Regions from separate parts of the Homo sapiens genome. Here region 1 is linked to region 2. A link is an interaction called in ENCODE POLR2A ChIA-PET data of the cell type or tissue named here. Cell type or tissue: B cell. All regions are shown on one strand. Links, peaks and the distances in the headings refer to the core of each region. The heading gives the core; the rest is flanking DNA.

Region 1 (8,418 bases), core at 1-8,000, 180 kb after region 2:
CGGAGGAAACACCCAAAGCTGGCAGCTAAAGCCCACAGCCCATGCACGGAAAGGCAGGACCCCAGGGCGATGAGCGGATGCACATGCACGCGGGCCACTGCAGAAGAGCACGGGGCCAGGCTGGGCTCCGAGATGTGCCTGAGGTCCCAGCTACTCGGGAGGATCACTTGGGCCTGGGAGTTCAAGGCTGCAGTGAGCTGTGATCACATCACTGCACTCCAGCTTTGGTGACAATGTTTTGTTTTGTTTTTTCCTTTTGTTTTTTTTTACTTCTGAGACCCTGTTTAAAAAAAAAAAATACGGCGATGAGTATTTGTTGAGCTGGGATGTGTGAGCCGGGTGAAGCTGGGTGGCTGACCGGGGGATCCTGTCGGGGAGGAGTAAGTTGTTGAGTGGGGGAGGAGAGGAGACTACAGGGGCAGGGACCCCACTCGGGCCACCCTCCTGAGAGCCAGGGGAACTGGCGCAGGGTTTAGGTTGGCATTTGTGTTGCCGTTTGAAGCCATCATGTTGTTGGACTTGTCAAGGGGTTGGGGAGACAGTGGAGTGGGGCGCCTGCATTCTAGGAGGTCTGGACAGAGTTAGGGTGGCACTGCCAGGTTTGGGTGTTGGAGAGGAGGGAGCAAGGAATCTGGGCTCGAACCCACATGGTTTATTGGGAGCCGGATAGGCAGGATGCAGAGTGAAGGAGGAGCCGAGGCTGGGTGCCAGTGAGGGAGGGCTAGCAGGAAGGGGACAGCGAGGTCACAGGCCCTCTGGGAGCTTAAGGGAGGGAGGAGGGGATGAAGCGAGGTGGGGACGCATCCCGGAGCTCGCCCTCTCATGTCCTGCAGGAGGTGGACATCTATACCGTCAAGGTGGAAGACCTGACCTTCACCTCCCCGTTCTGCCTGCAAGTGAAGCGGAATGACTACGTGCACGCCCTGGTGGCCTACTTCAACATCGAGTTCACACGCTGCCACAAGAGGACCGGCTTCTCCACCAGTGAGGCGGGGCCCACAGGGCTGGGGGCCGTTCCCGAGCCAGGGCGGAGGCGCACCCACGTAGTGGAGGGGGTGACAGAAACGGGCAGAAGGAACCATGGGGACACGCGTGTTCCAGTGTGAGCTCTGCCATGTAGCAGTCACGTGGCCTTGGGCAAGTGACCTGAGTGTGCAGTGCCTCAGTTTCCTCATCCACAAAAGGCTGACACGGTCCCTGTCTCCAAAGCTCAATGACAGGGAGGTGACTCGCGGATAGCAGTCCCATCAGCTGTCATGGGGGTGGGCATTCCGACAGAGGGAACGCAAGGGTGGGGTTGGGGGGGGCAGCAGGCCGAGGCCGGCTGACCCGCCCGCGCCCCCAGGCCCCGAGTCCCCGTACACGCACTGGAAGCAGACGGTGTTCTACATGGAGGACTACCTGACCGTGAAGACGGGCGAGGAGATCTTCGGCACCATCGGCATGCGGCCCAACGCCAAGAACAACGTGAGGCTCCGGGCAGCTGGGTGGGAGGGTGGCAGCTAGGGCGGGGAGTGTAGATTGGGGGGGGAGTGGTGGGGGAGGAATGGTGGCAGCGGGGGTAGGGGATGGGGGCAGCCGGGGTGGGGGATGGGGGCAGCTGGCGGGGGCGAGCACCTCTGCCTATTCCCGGGTCCCCAAGCCCCTCAGCCCCATGCCTGTCTACACAGCAGGATTGCTTGAGCATTCACCGGAAGTTATGGGCCTGGGGACCCAGGCTGAAACCCTGCCCTCCTGGTGCTTCCACTCTAGACAAGGGGGTCAGTGACATGGTGATGCCAGTTGGAGGTGACCTCTGTCAGGCTGGGAGCAGGGCAGACAGGTGTTGGTGTAGGTGGGCTCCAGGGCAAGAGGCAGCCCCCAGTAGAGTGCACGGGGTTTTCTAGCCCAGCTGGGAGGCATGAGAGGAGAAAGGCAGCTTTTTGTTTTCTGCTCCCCTTTCTTTTTCCTCCTGAGCACTTGGCAGGAGCTGCCATCACCTGAGATCAGGGGGCTTCCGGGGGAGCTGGGGGGGCTTCTCGGAGACAGGGTCTGGGCAGAGATCCAGTGTGGTGGGTCTGAGCAGGCAGGAGGATGGAAGGCTTGGAGCCTGGAGTCGCCGGGAGTGGTCTGGGTTGGAAAAGTGGGTCCCGGCCGATGGGTGCGAGGGTGGGTGGCACTCAGGGTAGTCATGGAATGTGGACCCTGGGACACCCACGAGCCTGTGACAGCAGCAGTTGTCAACTGGGCAGTTTTACTGCCCCCTCCGCTCCCCGCCCCCCCCCAGGACGTTTGCCACCGTCTGTGGAAACATTTGTGGTTGTCACTCCGGAGAAGGGGTGGTCCTGGCATCTGGTAGGTAGGGGCCAGGGGGCTGGTAAATGTCCTGCAGCCACAGGACCACCCCCTACAAAGACTCATGCAGCCCCCGGGACCACGGCACTAGCTGGGAAACGGATACTGGAGAGGGAGGAGGAGTCCTCGGGCGTTGGTGACTTTGTCTCATCTTCATGTGCTGGAGGGTATGGGGGGAGGAGAGGAAGTGGAGACAGCAGGCTGGACCATTGTGTTTCACTGGAACGTTTGCCTGAGGAGGAAGTGGGCTTGGGAGAGGTTTTCTTTTTTATGAAAGAAGCAATCACTGCATTGCTGATGGGAATCATCCTGATGGAGAAATCCAAGGGCAAGGGACAGCAGCTGGGCTCTACTCCTGAGTGAGTCTAGTGGGCTTGGGGGTGTCCATGTGGTGCTGTCCCTTGGCAGGGTCAGGGCAGCTGCTAGGGTGGGACCAGCAGTTGGGGTCTGCAGCGTGGAGATGGGCAGGAAGCTGGAGCCCGGCTCATCGTCGCATAGCCTGCCTGCACCCGCCCCCCGCCACCACCTCCTGGTGGGTTCCGCCCTCATGCCCCACCTCTCCCTGCAGCGGGACCTGGACTTCACCATCGACCTGGACTTCAAGGGCCAGCTGTGCGAGCTGTCCTGCTCCACCGACTACCGGATGCGCTGAGGCCCGGCTCTCCCGCCCTGCACGAGCCCAGGGGCTGAGCGTTCCTAGGCGGTTTCGGGGCTCCCCCTTCCTCTCCCTCCCTCCCGCAGAAGGGGGTTTTAGGGGCCTGGGCTGGGGGGATGGGGAGGGCACATCGTGACTGTGTTTTTCATAACTTATGTTTTTATATGGTTGCATTTACGCCAATAAATCCTCAGCTGGGGTCTGGCTTTGTTTCCTGGGGGCAAAGGAGGTTTGGGGTTCCTTTCGCAGGTACTGCAGTGCCAGCCTCAGCAGTGGGGGGACCGGCCTTGGCACCTGCTGGTGGCTGCCATTCTGTGGATCTGCGTCTCCCGTCCCCCGTCTCTAGGCCTCTTGCTCCCCTTCCTTGGTTCCTTCTCGGGGTCCCTGTCCTCCACAGCTGTCTCTCAGGGTCTTTGTCCAACTCTTTTCATCCCTCTCCTGGGTCTGCGCCCCTCCCCTCTGCGGTACCCGTGTCCTGCCTAGTAGGGGATGGGGGTGGCTTTCCAGCACAGCCAGCCCTCAAGTTTCCCAGAACAGTCTCCCCACCTCCCCCCAACACTCGACATTGTTCCTCTCTGGCTGTTTTTTCCTGTTCGGGTCCCTTCAAGGCCCAACTGTGCCCAGCCCTCTGCAGCTGGGGACACTGAGTGGGTTGGGGGTGTATGTTTGCAAGGATAGAATTTCTCATGGGGGAGTGGCCCTGCTTCCTCCCCTAGAATGGCTTGGGGCTTAGGGCTGGGGACTTGCCCTCCATGGAGGTCAGTGGGAGTTGCAGCTGTAAGGTGGCAGGGCCTACCCATCTTACAGAGGTGAAGACGAGGTCCCTCTGCCTCTGCTGCAGACATGGCGTCTGCACCCACCCTTCCACCCTCAGGGCCTGGCCACGGGGTCCTGGGTCCCCCACAATACTGTGCACTCGACCTGGTTGACCCAGGACACCCTCCTCGTTGAACAGCCCTGGCTACACCTGCTTCAGTGCAACTGGAGCCCTCACCGGCGAGTGCCTGACACCTCGGCCTTTTCTCTTCCGGAGGGGCGCTCCTCAGTGTGTTTGGGGTCTCCCTCGCTCCACGCCCTCCAGGGGGCCGCATGTGCACTTGCCCTGCATTGCCTGGCCCCCGAGGTTCCAGGGTCCCAACTGTCTACTAACCGGCTTCCCGACAGGGTGAGGGTGAGGTCGCATCTACAACCAGAGCCAGCGCTTCCCCGCCGCCACCCCTTTTCTTGGAATCCCGCTGCTTAGCTACCTGCGGGTGTCATTGGCCCCGCCCCATTTCCCCACGCTTTGAAGGGGGCGAGTCTCCACAGACCTCCTAGGGGGATAGACAGCAGCTGGTGTGACCCCACACACCCAGTGAGGTCTCTGGAGCCGCGGTGCGGGAAGCGGGGACCCGGGTTTGAATCCTGCCCCTCTGGTGTGGTGCGGCCTCTTCCCACAGACTTTTGGCCTCAGTGTTCCCCGCCTGGGAAGTGGGGACTGGCCCTGGTACCTGGCTCCAGAGCTGCACCCAGAGGCGATCAGCCCGGTGCGGGAACGGGGCGGGGTGGCCGCAACTACGGGCCACGGATCCTGACCCGCCCTGCCCACGATGACTATCCACATCCTCATCCTGCTGTTGCTCCTCGCCTTCTCCGCCCAAGGGGACCTGGACACTGCAGCCAGGTGAGAAACCCGGGTGGCAGCAGGGACAGGGCGGGAGGGAGACCGTAAAGGGCGAGCGCCCTCTCCCGGCCGCGGAACGGGCAGGTGATCTGTAAGCCTCCCCGCTGGTCTTGGAGTGCTTGGGTGCCCACCTCCATCACGCTCCATCTCTCAATTCGGTTTGAACCCGGTTTTCTCCCACGCTCCCTCTCCAGGCGAGGCCAGCACCAGGTCCCCCAGCACCGCGGGCACGTCTGCTACCTGGGCGTATGCCGGACCCACCGCCTGGCGGAGATCATATACTGGATTCGCTGTCTCCACCAAGGAGCCCTCGGGGAAGGCCAGCCACGAGCCCCAGGACCCCTACAGCTATGGGCGCCGCCGGTGGCGCGAGGCGGAAGCCCGGCTCGGTTCCCAGGATTCCGGCCTGCAGCGAGGGGGCTAGCGCAGTGCCCAGCTCGCTGGGTGACCTCGGGCACGGCTCGTCCCCTCCTCGGCTTCAGTTTGCCTATCTGTATGTTGGAGCTTCTACTCCACATTTCTTCTCCCCTAACTCCAGCCCCTGAAACCGTCTTCCCCAGTCCCTCCCCGGGCTGCGACTAGGTTGGACCTAGAAGCACACGGGACCAGGCTGGGCGAAGAACACTGACGCCCAGAGCCGAATAAACAAGAGTTCCGTGTTTCAGTCTCTGCTTCTCTGTACCTATTTCGACCTCTCAGTCGAGGCTGGGTCTCTAATATACCTTTCTCTATTAGCCATGCTGCTTCTCCCTCACGGAAGTCCCACTGTCTACCTTGAATCCAACCCGCTGTGGCGCCTTTCTTGCCAACTCAATCCATGCACCTTCCGTGGGTGGTTTTGGCGGGCCGTCCTGACCCCCAAACATCCCTCCTCCCTCCCTGGCGTGAAAGGGCTGAGATTTGCTCCGGCACCCTACGCGCCTGACGTTATAATGCACCTGGGGTGGGCTGCGACCTCCCAGCTGAGCCTTGTTCCTCGAAGAGACAGGAGACTAAGAGACAATGAGCTGAGTGAGGAGCCCAGGAACCCGGGTTCCGAACAGCTGCGTAGAATGCGAGCGGCCAAATGGTGGAGAATCTGGCCGGGTAAAAGGAGACGGAGGACTGGGGATCGAACGGATGTAGGGGATTGGACGCCGTGGCTCGAAGGGGGCGGGGATAGAACGCGGGGATTGGAAGGAGGCGGGGATAAAACCCGGGACCTGAATACCCGGCTAGGGACACGAGAGAGAGGAATCGGGGTTTCTGGGTGACGGTGATCTCGGGGTGGGCAGGACTCCAAAGGCCCGTCGACCCGGTGGTGGACTCCTTGCACTGGGATTGGACATATGCAAGCGGGAGATTTGGGGCCGGCGCTCAAAATCGGGGGGCGGGGGTGGACTCGGGTTTGGACCCCAGGATCCGATCAGCGGACCCTTGATTCAACGTGGTAAGTACTGGACCCCAGGGGCTCGGGCTCCGGCGGGGCCTGGAGTCCTGTGTCTAGGGTTGGGCGTGCAAGCCTCTCCATCACTTGTCCTCGACGCTCGCCTCCGCTCACAGCCTCAGCATCCCAGGCTGCGAGGCATGCGCAGTGGGTGCTTCCTTCCCCATTCCCTCCAGCACGGGCGGGGGGAGGGGACGCTGAGCGGATGAATTTATAGACACCATCCCCCTCGCCTTGGCATGAAAAGCGGCAATGGGGTGGACAGCGTCAATGTCTAACAGGTGTTTGTTTCATATGGGTCTAAAACTAATGCTTTTCTCAAGACCCCGCAACTCAGCCTGGACCAGTTTCCCTCCTCCACCCACCCCCGAATCTTGAGAATCCTGTACTGGGGGGAGGGCACTGCCCCCGCACCATGTTCTTGGGAGAGCAGGTAAAGGGGTTAACGCGAGCTATCCCTCTGGCCTCTCTATGCGTTCCCAGAGGTCCCGAATTGACGTCCTTCCCTCAAAACCTCCGGGTCTACAAACCAGGACCCTCAAGACCCTTCAGGTGCTTAGAGAAGGATGAGCTAGGTTATGTAGTCCTGGGTCGGCGCAAAAAGGCAGCTGAAAGCGTGAGATCCCGGGTCTGAGGGAGGAGGGGCTGGGGCCTGGGCTTCTGGGTCTGAGGGAGGAGGGGCTGGGGGCCTGGACTCCTGGATCTGAGAGAGGAGGGGCTGGGGCCTGGGCTTCTGGGTCTGAGGGAGGAGGGGCTGGGGGCCTGGACTCCTGGATCTGAGAGAGGAGGGACTGGGGCCTGGACTCCTGGGTATGAAGGAGGAGGAGGGGCTGGGGGCCTGGACTCCTGAGTCTGAGGGCGGAGGGGCTGGGGTCCTGAAGTATGACTCTGCCCGACTCAGGGCTCCAGCGTGACATGGCTGAAGCGCACCAGGCCGTGGGCTTCCGACCCTCGCTGACCTCGGACGGGGCTGAAGTGGAACTCAGTGCCCCTGTGCTGCAGGAGATCTACCTCTCTGGCCTGCGCTCCTGGAAAAGGCATCTCTCACGTTTCTGGGTGAGGAGCGGTGCTGGTCGGTTTCCTTCCGGGGATCCAGGTTTCTGCTTCCGGGATGTCTGAGGCTCACTTCCGGCATTTCAGCTGGTTCATTTCTGGGAGACTATCACCCCTTTTTCTTAGAATTTTGATGTCTGCTCCCAGGACCCCTTTAGCAATTTCTCCGTGGCTCACTTCTGGGATCCACAGCCCCACCTGCTGAGAACCTCTGCTCACTTCTTTCACCCAAGAGGGGAACTGGGCCCCCCAAAAACTACCCACTTCCAGTTTCTAGAACTCCATATCCTTCCCTTATGGTGAAATTATCATTTCTTCCTTTCATCTCCAGCTTCTTTTGTAGTTGTTGTTTCTGAGACACAGTCTCACTCTGTCGCCCAGGCTGGAGTGCAGTGGCGGGATCTCAGCTCACTGCAACCTCCGCCTCCTGGGTTCAAGCAATTCCCTGCCTCAGCCTCCCAGGTAGCCGGGATTATTGGCGCACGCCACCATGCCTGGCTTATTTATTTATTTATTTATGAGACAGAGTCTCACTCTGTTGCCCAGACTGGAATGCAGTGGGGTGATCTTGGCTCACTGCAACCACCTCCCAGGTTCAAGCGATTCTCCTGCCTCAGCCTCCCGAGTAGCTGGGATTACAGGCATGGATTATACGCCCAGCTAATTTTTGTATTTTTAGTAGAGACGGGGTTTCAACATGTTGGCCAGGCTAATCTCGATCTCCTGACCTCAAGTGATCTGCCTCCCAAAGCGCTTGGGTTACAGGAATGAGCCACCGCGCCCGGCCCAAACTCCTGCTCTGTCCCTGTTCTGGAATGCGCATGCCCAATGTGTAACCAGCACCCATGTCTGTCCCAGGGTTTCTGGTTCTAGAACTCTTGCACTGTCTCCATACAGGGACTCCCTGCTTGTCACATCCTCTGTGTGTGAACTGGGGTCTGGAACACCTGTGGGGTCATGATTGAGTTTGAATCCTGACTCCACCGCTTAGTAGCTGTGTCATCTTGGGCAAGCACCTCTCTTGGAGTCGCAGTTTCCCCTCGTGGAAAACATGGGTGTTGACAGCACCTCCCTCACAGGATAGCCTTGAAGACTAAATTAATTCTTCTATGTCCTGGCCCATGGCGAGGTCTGAGTGTTAGCTTCTGATATTGTTCTTCATTCATTCACCATATATTTATGGGGCATCCGGTAAGGGCCTGGCCCTCTTTAGCATGGAGAACACAGCAGATATCAACAGACAGAATCACGCCTGGGCACTGCGGGCTCACGGCTTTAATCCCAGCA
Region 2 (8,520 bases), core at 423-8,422:
ACCCCGTCTCTACTAAAAATACAAAAATTAGCCAGGCACAGTGGCAGGCACCTGTAATCCCAGCTACTCCGAAGGTTGAGGCAGGAGAATCGCTTGAACCCGGGCAGTAGAGGTTGCAGTGAGCTGAGATCGCGCCACTGCACTCCAGTCTGGGTGACAGAGTGAGACTCCATCTCAAAAAAAAAAAAAAAAAGATACCAGCCTTCCTCATCTCAAAATCTTTCATGGAATCGTAATTTCTGTAGAAATCTGCATATGCCTTCTTTCTTGGTTCAGCCACAGCAAACATATAGAAAGCTGCAGCCCCCAGGGATACCATGGATGCTTCAACAATATGAAATCACAGACGCTTGGCCAGAAGGCCACACATCTGAGGCTTTGGCAAAACTTTGGAAGCCATGGTAGTTACTGTCCTTGATAACGTATGTCAGCCTCAATACCAACGTCCTTCCTGACTGATGGAAAAATGGATGGTGAAGGAATGAATTATGTGAAGTTGCCACATTCTGGCTGGGGGGACCTTGACCCCTAGGCTTCAGGGGCTCAATAACTGGAAGCAGTAAAGCTGAGCCAGAGGCCCCAGAGGTAGCAGAGACCCGCCGAGGCTCTTTTCCAACTTCTGGCCCTGTAGCTCCCTAGCTGTGTGTGACCTTGGACAAGAGACCCACTCCTCCACCACAGAGCCTCAGTTTCCTAATCTGTAAAATGGCTTCTTGCCTCCCTGCCCTATTGGGAGGATCAATATGCTCATGTGAGCCAGGTCCCGTGGCTCACGGCTGTAATCCCAGCACTTTGGGAGGTTGAGGCAGGCGGATCACTTGAGGTCAGGAGTTCAAGACCATCCTGGCCAATGTGGCGAAACCATGTCTCTACTAAAAATACAAAAATTAGCCAGTGTGATAGCGCGCACCTGTAGTCCCAGCTACTCAGGAGGCTAAGGCAGGAGAATCGCTTGAACCTGGGAGGCAGAGGTTGCAGTGAGCCGAGACAGCACTCCACCTAAGCAGCAGAGGGCGACTCAGTCTCAAAAAAAAACAATGCTCGTGTGTGATAATGGGACAGAACCAGTCCTGATTAAGTGTACACTGGAAAGTAACAATGCCGGGGGCCCTCAGCTTGGTGTTGGAGAAAGGCCCATAGTGTCATGTTACAGCATCCTGTGGGGCCCCTTGGGCAGGCTTAAGGACCAGGGCCTCTGGCAGGCAGCCCTTGCTGTAATGGACCCACGGTTTTTATTTTAATATTTGTTGTATGGTTGCGGAATCCTGGCTCCATTACAGCAAGCCCTGGTAGTTTGTCACGGGATGTTGAGTCTGTTTTAGCATGCCTCTGGAATATTCTGTCGAATACCTATTATAGGGGGCCCCAATGGCCTTGCCTTTTCACAGGAAAGTTAGCTTTTATAGTGGGGTTCTGGGTTTATAATGATAGCGGTCAGGCCAGGTGCCGGGGCTCACACCTGTAATCCCACTACTTAGGGAAGCCAGGGCAGGAGGATCGCTTGAGCCAGGAGTTAGAGACCAGCCCGAGCAACAAAGGGAGACTCCTGTCTCTATTTAAAATATATTAGGCCAGGTGCGGTGGCTCATGCCTGTAATCCCATCACTTTGGGAGGCCAAGGCAGGTGGATCACGAGTCAGGAGTTCGAAGCCAGCCTGGTCAATATGGTGAAACCCCATCTCTACTAAAAATACAAACATTAGCCAGATGTGTAGCGGTGCCTGTAGTCCCAGCTACTCGGGAGGCTGAGGCAGGAGAATCGCTTGAACCTGGGAGGCAGAGGATGCAGTGAGCCAAGATCACACCACTGCATTCCAGCCTGGGCGACAGAGTGAGACCCCATCTCAAAAAAAAAAAAAATTTTGCTGGGTCTGTAGTCCCAGCTACTCGGGAGGCTGAAGCAGGAGGATCACTTGAGCCCAGAGGTCCGAGTCTATAGCAGGCTAGGATGACACCACTGCACTCCAGCCTGGGTGACAGAGTCAGACCCTGTCTCAAAGAAAAAAAAAAGACAGGCATCAAACCTACCGTGTGAAAACAGGGCAGGTCTTGATTATCTTGTATTGCGGCCCTGCACCTCCTGCAGCAGGTCATGGGTCTGTGATATTAGAGCCGGATGGCCATCATTGCTGCAGCCTCCTGTGGGCTATTATAATACTAAGTAAGGCCTTGGGCTCCTGTGACAGGCCCTGCTGATATTACATGGTTGCAATACTCAGGTTAAATTATAGGCCAGCCCATGGCTACATTTATAATTATATAATATAAAATATGTGATCGGCCGGACGCGGTGGCTCACGCCTGTAATCCCAGCACTTTGGGAGGCAGGTGGATCACGAGGTCAGGAGATCAAGACCATCCTGGCCAACATGGTGAAACCCCGTCTTTACTAAAAATACAAAATTTAGCTGGGCGTGGTGGTGGGCGCCTGTAGTCCCAGCTACTCGGGAGGCTGAGGCAGGAGAATCGCTTGAACCCGGGAGGCGAAGGTTGCAGTGAGCCGAGATTGCACCACTGTGCTCCAGCCTGGTGACAGAGCGAGACTCTGTCTAAAAAAAAAAAAAAAAAAAAAAAAGTTATTTATATAGGAGGCACCTGAGCTCATTGAACTAGTCCCAAGGTGTGTGAGTGGAGTCTGGAAATTGAATTGGAGTGTGTTCCAGGAGTAGTTAAGCAGACCCACTGCCGAGTGTCAGCACTACCCTGAGCCCAACAGGAATTCCTGGGTCTAACACTGTAGTAGGTCCTGGCTCTATTACGTATTATAGCAAGACAGGCCAGGCACAGTGGCTCAGACTGCAATCCCAGCACTTTGGGAGGCCAAGATGGGAGGCTCTCTTGAGCCCAGCAGTTTGAGACCAGCCTAGGCAACATAGGAAGACCCCATCTCTACAAAAAAAACTTAAAAATTAGCCAGGTGTGGTGGTACGTACCTGTAGTACCAGCGACTCGGGAGGCTGAGGTGGGAGGATCGCTTCAGCCTGGGAGGTCGAGGCTGCAGTGAGCTATTATCATGCCACTGCATTCCAGCCTGGGTGACAGAGTGAGACCCTGTCTCAAGAAAAAAAGTAAAAATAAAAGACCGATGGATGTTTCAGAGGTCAGTATAGATTTAGCTAGAACATTCTAGCAGAACACCAACGATGTTCTAGATGAGTTTGAGGAACACATCAAGCCTTCCCAGGGACATTCATTCTACAAATGTTTATTGCGCTGTTCCCCAGGGATGGCTGCAAGAGTGAGCAAGACAGCTCCAGCCAGAGCCTGGTGTCAGAGCCTGCAATCCAGTGGGATCCCTGGGGGCCCAGCCTGGCTGCGGAGTGGGGGCGTTAACAGGAACCGGGGGCTACTATGGACGCCCTGTGTGCCACGTGGAGCCTTTGGCCTGCTGAAGCCTCTAATGAAATAGTAGGTTGGGCCGGGCATGGTGGCTCATGCCTGTAATCCCAGCACTTTGGGAGGCCGAGGCGGGTGGATCACAAGGTCAGGAGATCGAGACCATCCTGGCTAACATGATGAAGCTCCGTCTCTACTAAAAAAAAAAAATTAGCCAGGAGTGATGGCAGGTGCCTGTAGTCCCAGCTACTCAGGAGGCTGAAGCAGGAGAATGGCGTTAACCCGGGAGGCGGAGCTTGCAGTGAGCCGAGATCGCACCACTGCACTCCAGCCTGGGTGACAGACAGAGACTCCGTCTCAAAAAAAAAAAAAAAAAAGAAATAGGTTGGTGCAAAAGCAATTGTGGTTTTTTGTTTGTTGTTTGTTTGTTTTTGAGTCTCACTCTGTTGCCCAGGCTGGAGTGCAGTGGCACAATCTCATCTCACTGCAACCTCTGCCTCCCAGGTTCAAGCGATTCTCCTGCCTCACCCTCCCAAGTAGCTGAGATTACAGGTGCCCACTACCATGTCTGGCTAATTTTTGTATTTGTAATAGAGATGGGGTTTTGCCATGTTGGCCAGGCTGGTCTCAAACTCCCGACCTCAGCCTCCCAAAGTGCTGGGATTACAGGCGTGAGCCACCGTGTCTAGCCAGCAATTGCGGGTTTTTTGTTTGTTGGTTTTTTTCAGATGGAGTCTTGCTCTGTCACCCAGACTGAAGTGCAGTGGCACAATCTCGGCTCATTGTAACTTCCGCCTCCCAGGTTCAAGCGATTCTCCTGCCTCAGCCTCCCAAGTAGCTGGGACTATTCAGCGAGTGCCACCATGCCTGGCTAATTTTTGTATTTTTAGTAGAGACAGGGTTTCACCATGTTGGCCAGGCTGGTCTGGAACTCCTGACCTCGTGATCCGTCTGCCTCGGCCTTCCAAAGTGCTGGGATTATAGGCGTGAGCCACCGTGCCCGGCCTGCAATTGGGGTTTTAATGGCAGAAACCGCAATTACTTTTGCACCACCCTAATATAAAGACACAATTATTATCCCCATTTTCCAGATAAAGAACCTTTGGCTGGGAGAGGTGTACCTGGAAGAGTCGTGTTTTGGTTTTGAACTCAGGTGTGATTGCCCCCCAGGTCAGTAGGGGGCACTATTGTGTAAGGGTGGAGAGGAGGGGCAGCGGTTAGGTGGTTCAGGGTGCACAGCTCAAAGCTGCCTGGGGCCATTCTAGGCACAGAGGCAGGGGCCAGGGCCGGCTTTAAGGCCAGCTCCTCGTGCAGTCTGAGGAGTGGATCAGAAGGGACCAGCACCTGGTGAGTGCTCTACTTGAACCATCTTGAAACTGGAACCAAGGGGACCACATTTTTGTTTTATGCTGAGTGTGTCCTGCCATGGGCTTTTCCTTTCCCTTCCCCTTCTCCTTCCCCTCCCCCTTCCCCTTCCCCTCTCCTCTTCTCTTCTCTTCCGTTTTTTGGAGACGGAGTCTTGCTCTGTCGCCCAGGCTGGAGTTCAATAGCGCAATCTCGGCTTACTGCAACCTCCGCCTCCTGGGTTCGAGTGATTCTCCTGCCTCAGCCTCCCGAGTAGCTGGGATTACAGGTGCGCACTACCACGTCCGGCTAATTTTTGTATTTCTAGTAGAGACGGGGTTTCACCACGTTGGTCAGGCTGGTCTCGAACTCCTGACCTCGTGATCCGCCCACCTCAGCCTCCCAAAGTGCTGGGATTACAGGCGTGAGCCACCGGCGCCCGGCTCTTCCGGCTCTTCTTTTCTTTTTCCTTTTCTTTCTTTCTTTTTTTTTTTTTTTTGAGACAGGGTCACACTCTGTCGCCCAGGCTGGAGCACAGTGGCGCGATCTCGGCTCACTGAAACCTCTGCCTCCCAGGTTCAAGCGATTCTCCTGCCTCAGCCTCCTGAGTATCTAGGATTACAGGCACAGGCCACCAGGCCCAGCGAATTTTTGCACCATAGAGATGGTGTTTCGTCATGTTGGCCAGGCTGGTCTCGAACTCCTGACCTCAGATGATCTGCTCGCCTTGGCCTCCCAAAGTGCTGGGATTACAGGCATGAGCCACCGCGCCCGGCCTTGCCAGGGGCTTTCTACTGCACTATAGTGTGGACTTCAGGACATTGTAGCTGTCCTGGGGGAGCCCAGGTGACAGTCTAAGGGGGTTCTAATAGAGCCCTGGGGACATGACAGCAGGATCCCAGGGGGAGAGAGGGTGTAGTCAGGGCTCATTAGAACAGAGCCCTGAGGATCTGATGCAAGTCAACCAGCTGATGCTATAAATGGGCTCCAGAGACATTGCAGGAACCCAGGGCATCTGCAAGGGTTTCCCAGGTGGCACTAAGGGACCTTGAGGCCTTTTTCTTTTTCTTTTTCTTTTTCTTTAGGGTCTCGCTCAGTCATCCAGGTTGGAGTGCTGTGATGCAATCATGGCTCACTGCAACGTTGACTGAGACCTTTTTCTTCCGTGACAGGAAGGAGGGCTATGATGGGGAATGTCTAGGCAGACCCCTGGGAGGCCTCCTGGTTAAAGCCCCAGGCCATTACAACAGCAAGGAGAGGAGATCAGAATGGGGCAAGGAAAGACACTCCAGATGACCACGGCCAGCTGAATCATGGCCTCAGAGACGTCCATGCCCTAATCCCCCAAAACCTCTGGCTGTGGCCTTATATGGGAAAAGGGACTTTGTGATGTGATTAGGTTAGGTTCAGATGGGGAGACGATCTCGGATTATCCAAGTAGCCCTAAACATAATCACAGGACTCCTTTGGAGAGGGAGGCAGGCGGGTTGGTGTCGGAGAGAGAAGACGTGAGGACCGACATATGGGTCAGAGAGGGGAGAGGATGCCGTGCTGCTGGCCTTGAAGATGGAGGACTGGGCCATGAGCCAAGGAATGCTGGTAGCTTCTAGAAGCTGGGAAAGGCAAAAACACCGATTCTTCCCTGGAGCCTCCAGAAAGAACACAAAATTGTTGGGTGCGGTGGTTCACGCCTGTAATCCCAACACTTTGGGAGGCCGAGGCGGGTGGATCACGAGGTCAGGAGTTCGAGACCAGCCTGGCCAATATGGTGAAACGCCGTCTCTACTAAAAATACAAAAATTAGCCGGGTGTGGTGGCGGGTGCCTGTAATCCCAGCTACTCAGGAGGCTGAGGCAGGAGAATCTCTTGAACCCGGGAGGCGGAGGTTGCAGTGAGCCGAGTTCGCACCAGTGCACTCCAAGCTGGGCAACAGAGCCAGACTCCATCTAAAAAAAAAAAAAAAAAGGAACACAAAACCTGTGAGTATCATAGGTGGTCCAAGGAGCTTTACGAATGTCCTGGTAATGTTACAGCAGGGCCCTGGGGGTGGGGACGTGAGAGCTAAGGCTGGGTTATAGAGGACCCCACAGTGATGGTAGTCAGACTTCCAGGAAAAGCATAGCAGGCTCCTGAGGGACACTGTAACAGGGCATTGAGGATTCTGTCAGGGTCCAAGGAACCTTAAAATGGGGCCCAGGGGCTGCTGGAATAGTGTCCTGAAGACATTACATGATCCCAAGGAAACTAGAGGGGACAGCTAAGGACAGGGCAGTTGCCTCAGGGTATTTTGGGGAAGAGCTGAGGGTGCTGTAATTAGGATTCTTAAGAAATTAAAGCAGGTGGCCAGGCGCAGTGGCTCACACCTGTAATTCCCAGCACTTTGGGAGGCCGAGTCGGGCGGATCACGAGGTCAGGAGATCGAGACCATCCTGGCTAACACGGTGAAACCCTGTCTCTACTAAAAATATAAAAATTAGCCAGGCGTGGTGGCAGGCTCACGTAGTCCCAGTTACTCGGGAGGCTGAGGCAGGAGAATGGCGTGAACCTGGGAGGCGCAGCTTGCAGTGAGCCGAGACTGCACCACTGCCCTCCAGCCTGGGCGACAGAGCAAGACTCTGTCTCAAAAAATAAAAAAAAGAAAAGAAAAGAAGAAAAGAAGAAGTTAAAGCAGGTTCTTTCTGTCTCTTAGGAGTGGACCTTGGGATGGGTGTCACTGGATCTCCCTTCTAGTAGGACACAGGGAGAATCAGGTAGGACACAGTAGGACACAGGCAGAATGAGAAAAATGAAGACATTCTGGACAAGGAGAACAGAGATTTACCTGGTTAATTTTATGTGTCAATTTGGCTGAGCCACAGTGAGTGAAGAGATATTCGGTCAACATTATTCTGGATGTCTCTATGAGGGTGTTTTAGGATGAGATTTACATATATATTTGTGAGACAGGGTCTTGCTGCTGCCCAGGCTGGAGTGCAGTGGCGCCATCACGGCTCACTGCAGCCTCCAACTCTTGGGCTCAAGGGGTCCCCCAGCTTCAGCCTCTTGAGTAGCTGGGACCACAAGTGCGCACCACCACACCCGGCTAATATTTTAATTTTTTGTAGAGATAAGCTCTCTCTGTTACTCAGGCTGGTCCTTGAACTCAAGCGATCCTCCTGCCTTGGCCTACCAAAGTGCTGGGATTACAGGCATGAGCCACTGTGCCCAGCTGAGATTTATGTTTAGATTGTTAGGCTTTGAGTAAAGGAGGTTCCCCTTCCTGAATTGAGGGAGGCTCATCCAACCACTTGAAACCCTGAATAGAAGAAAAGTCTCGGCTGGGTGCGGTGGCTCACGCCTATAATCCCAGCACTTTGGAAGGCTGAGGCGGGCAGATCACGAGGTCAAGAGATCGAGGCCATCCTGGCCAACATGGTGAAATCCCCGTCTCTACTAAAAATACAAAAATTAACCGGGTGTGGTGGCAGGTGCCTGTAATCCCAGCTACTTGGGAGGCTGAGGCAGGAGAATCGCTTGAACCCGGGAGGCGGAGGTTGCAGTGAGCCAAGATCGGGCCATTGCGCTCCAGCCTGATGGCAGAGCGAGACTGCGTCTCAAAAAAAAAAAAAAGAAGAAAAGTCTGCCCAGAGGGAGAGGGAGTCCTGCTAGGCAATTGTGTCTCCCACCTGCTGGCTCCCCCATTAGACTTTGGGGTTTCTTTCTTTCTTTCTTTCTTTTTTTTGAGATGGAGTCTTGCTCTGTCGCCCAGGCTGGAGGGCAGTGGCGGGATCTCAGCTCACTGCAAGCTCCGCCTCCCGGGTTCACGCCATTCTCTTGCCTCAGCCTCCTGAGTAACTGGGA

The links. ChIA-PET counts read pairs that join two places held together with the same protein. Peaks named below come from ENCODE experiments on the same cell type or tissue, not always from the same donor. Only the 100,000 strongest peaks of a DNase experiment are listed, where the experiment ranks them.
Region 1: POLR2A ChIA-PET joins it to region 2 with 12 read pairs; 9 of 35 experiments call an interaction of 5 or more read pairs at or near these places.

Annotation. Positions count from the first base shown.
Region 1 is chr19:49,685,260-49,693,677 of GRCh38, forward strand. It overlaps PRMT1 (protein arginine methyltransferase 1), which reads left to right. Exons shown (of 11, transcript NM_001536.6): 9 at 834-984; 10 at 1,346-1,467; 11 at 2,903-3,188. The coding sequence ends at 2,986. ADM5 (adrenomedullin 5 (putative)) reads left to right here and starts at 4,335. Exons shown (of 2, transcript NM_001101340.2): 1 at 4,335-4,652; 2 at 4,847-5,316. The coding sequence starts at 4,579. The coding sequence ends at 5,234. CPT1C (carnitine palmitoyltransferase 1C) reads left to right here and starts at 5,857. Exons shown (of 20, transcript NM_001199753.2): 1 at 5,857-6,081; 2 at 6,562-6,630; 3 at 6,980-7,134. The coding sequence starts at 6,994. RefSeq lists enhancers at 1,934-2,675, 2,676-3,416 and a silencer at 4,725-4,794. In B cell, for the core only: CTCF peaks have their summits at 4,727 (motif pointing left) and 4,929; DNase peaks (open chromatin) are centred at 4,712, 5,482, 5,852 and 6,242; H3K4me3 peaks cover 1,468 bases; H3K27me3 peaks cover 3,251 bases.
Region 2 is chr19:49,502,242-49,510,761 of GRCh38, forward strand. It overlaps the pseudogene COX6CP7. Among named protein-coding and RNA genes, the nearest start is that of MIR150, 5.6 kb to the left of the region's middle. RefSeq lists a silencer at 931-1,225. In B cell, for the core only: CTCF peaks have their summits at 1,028 (motif pointing right), 1,227, 4,496 (motif pointing right) and 4,696; DNase peaks (open chromatin) are centred at 588, 1,030 and 4,540; H3K27ac peaks cover 984 bases.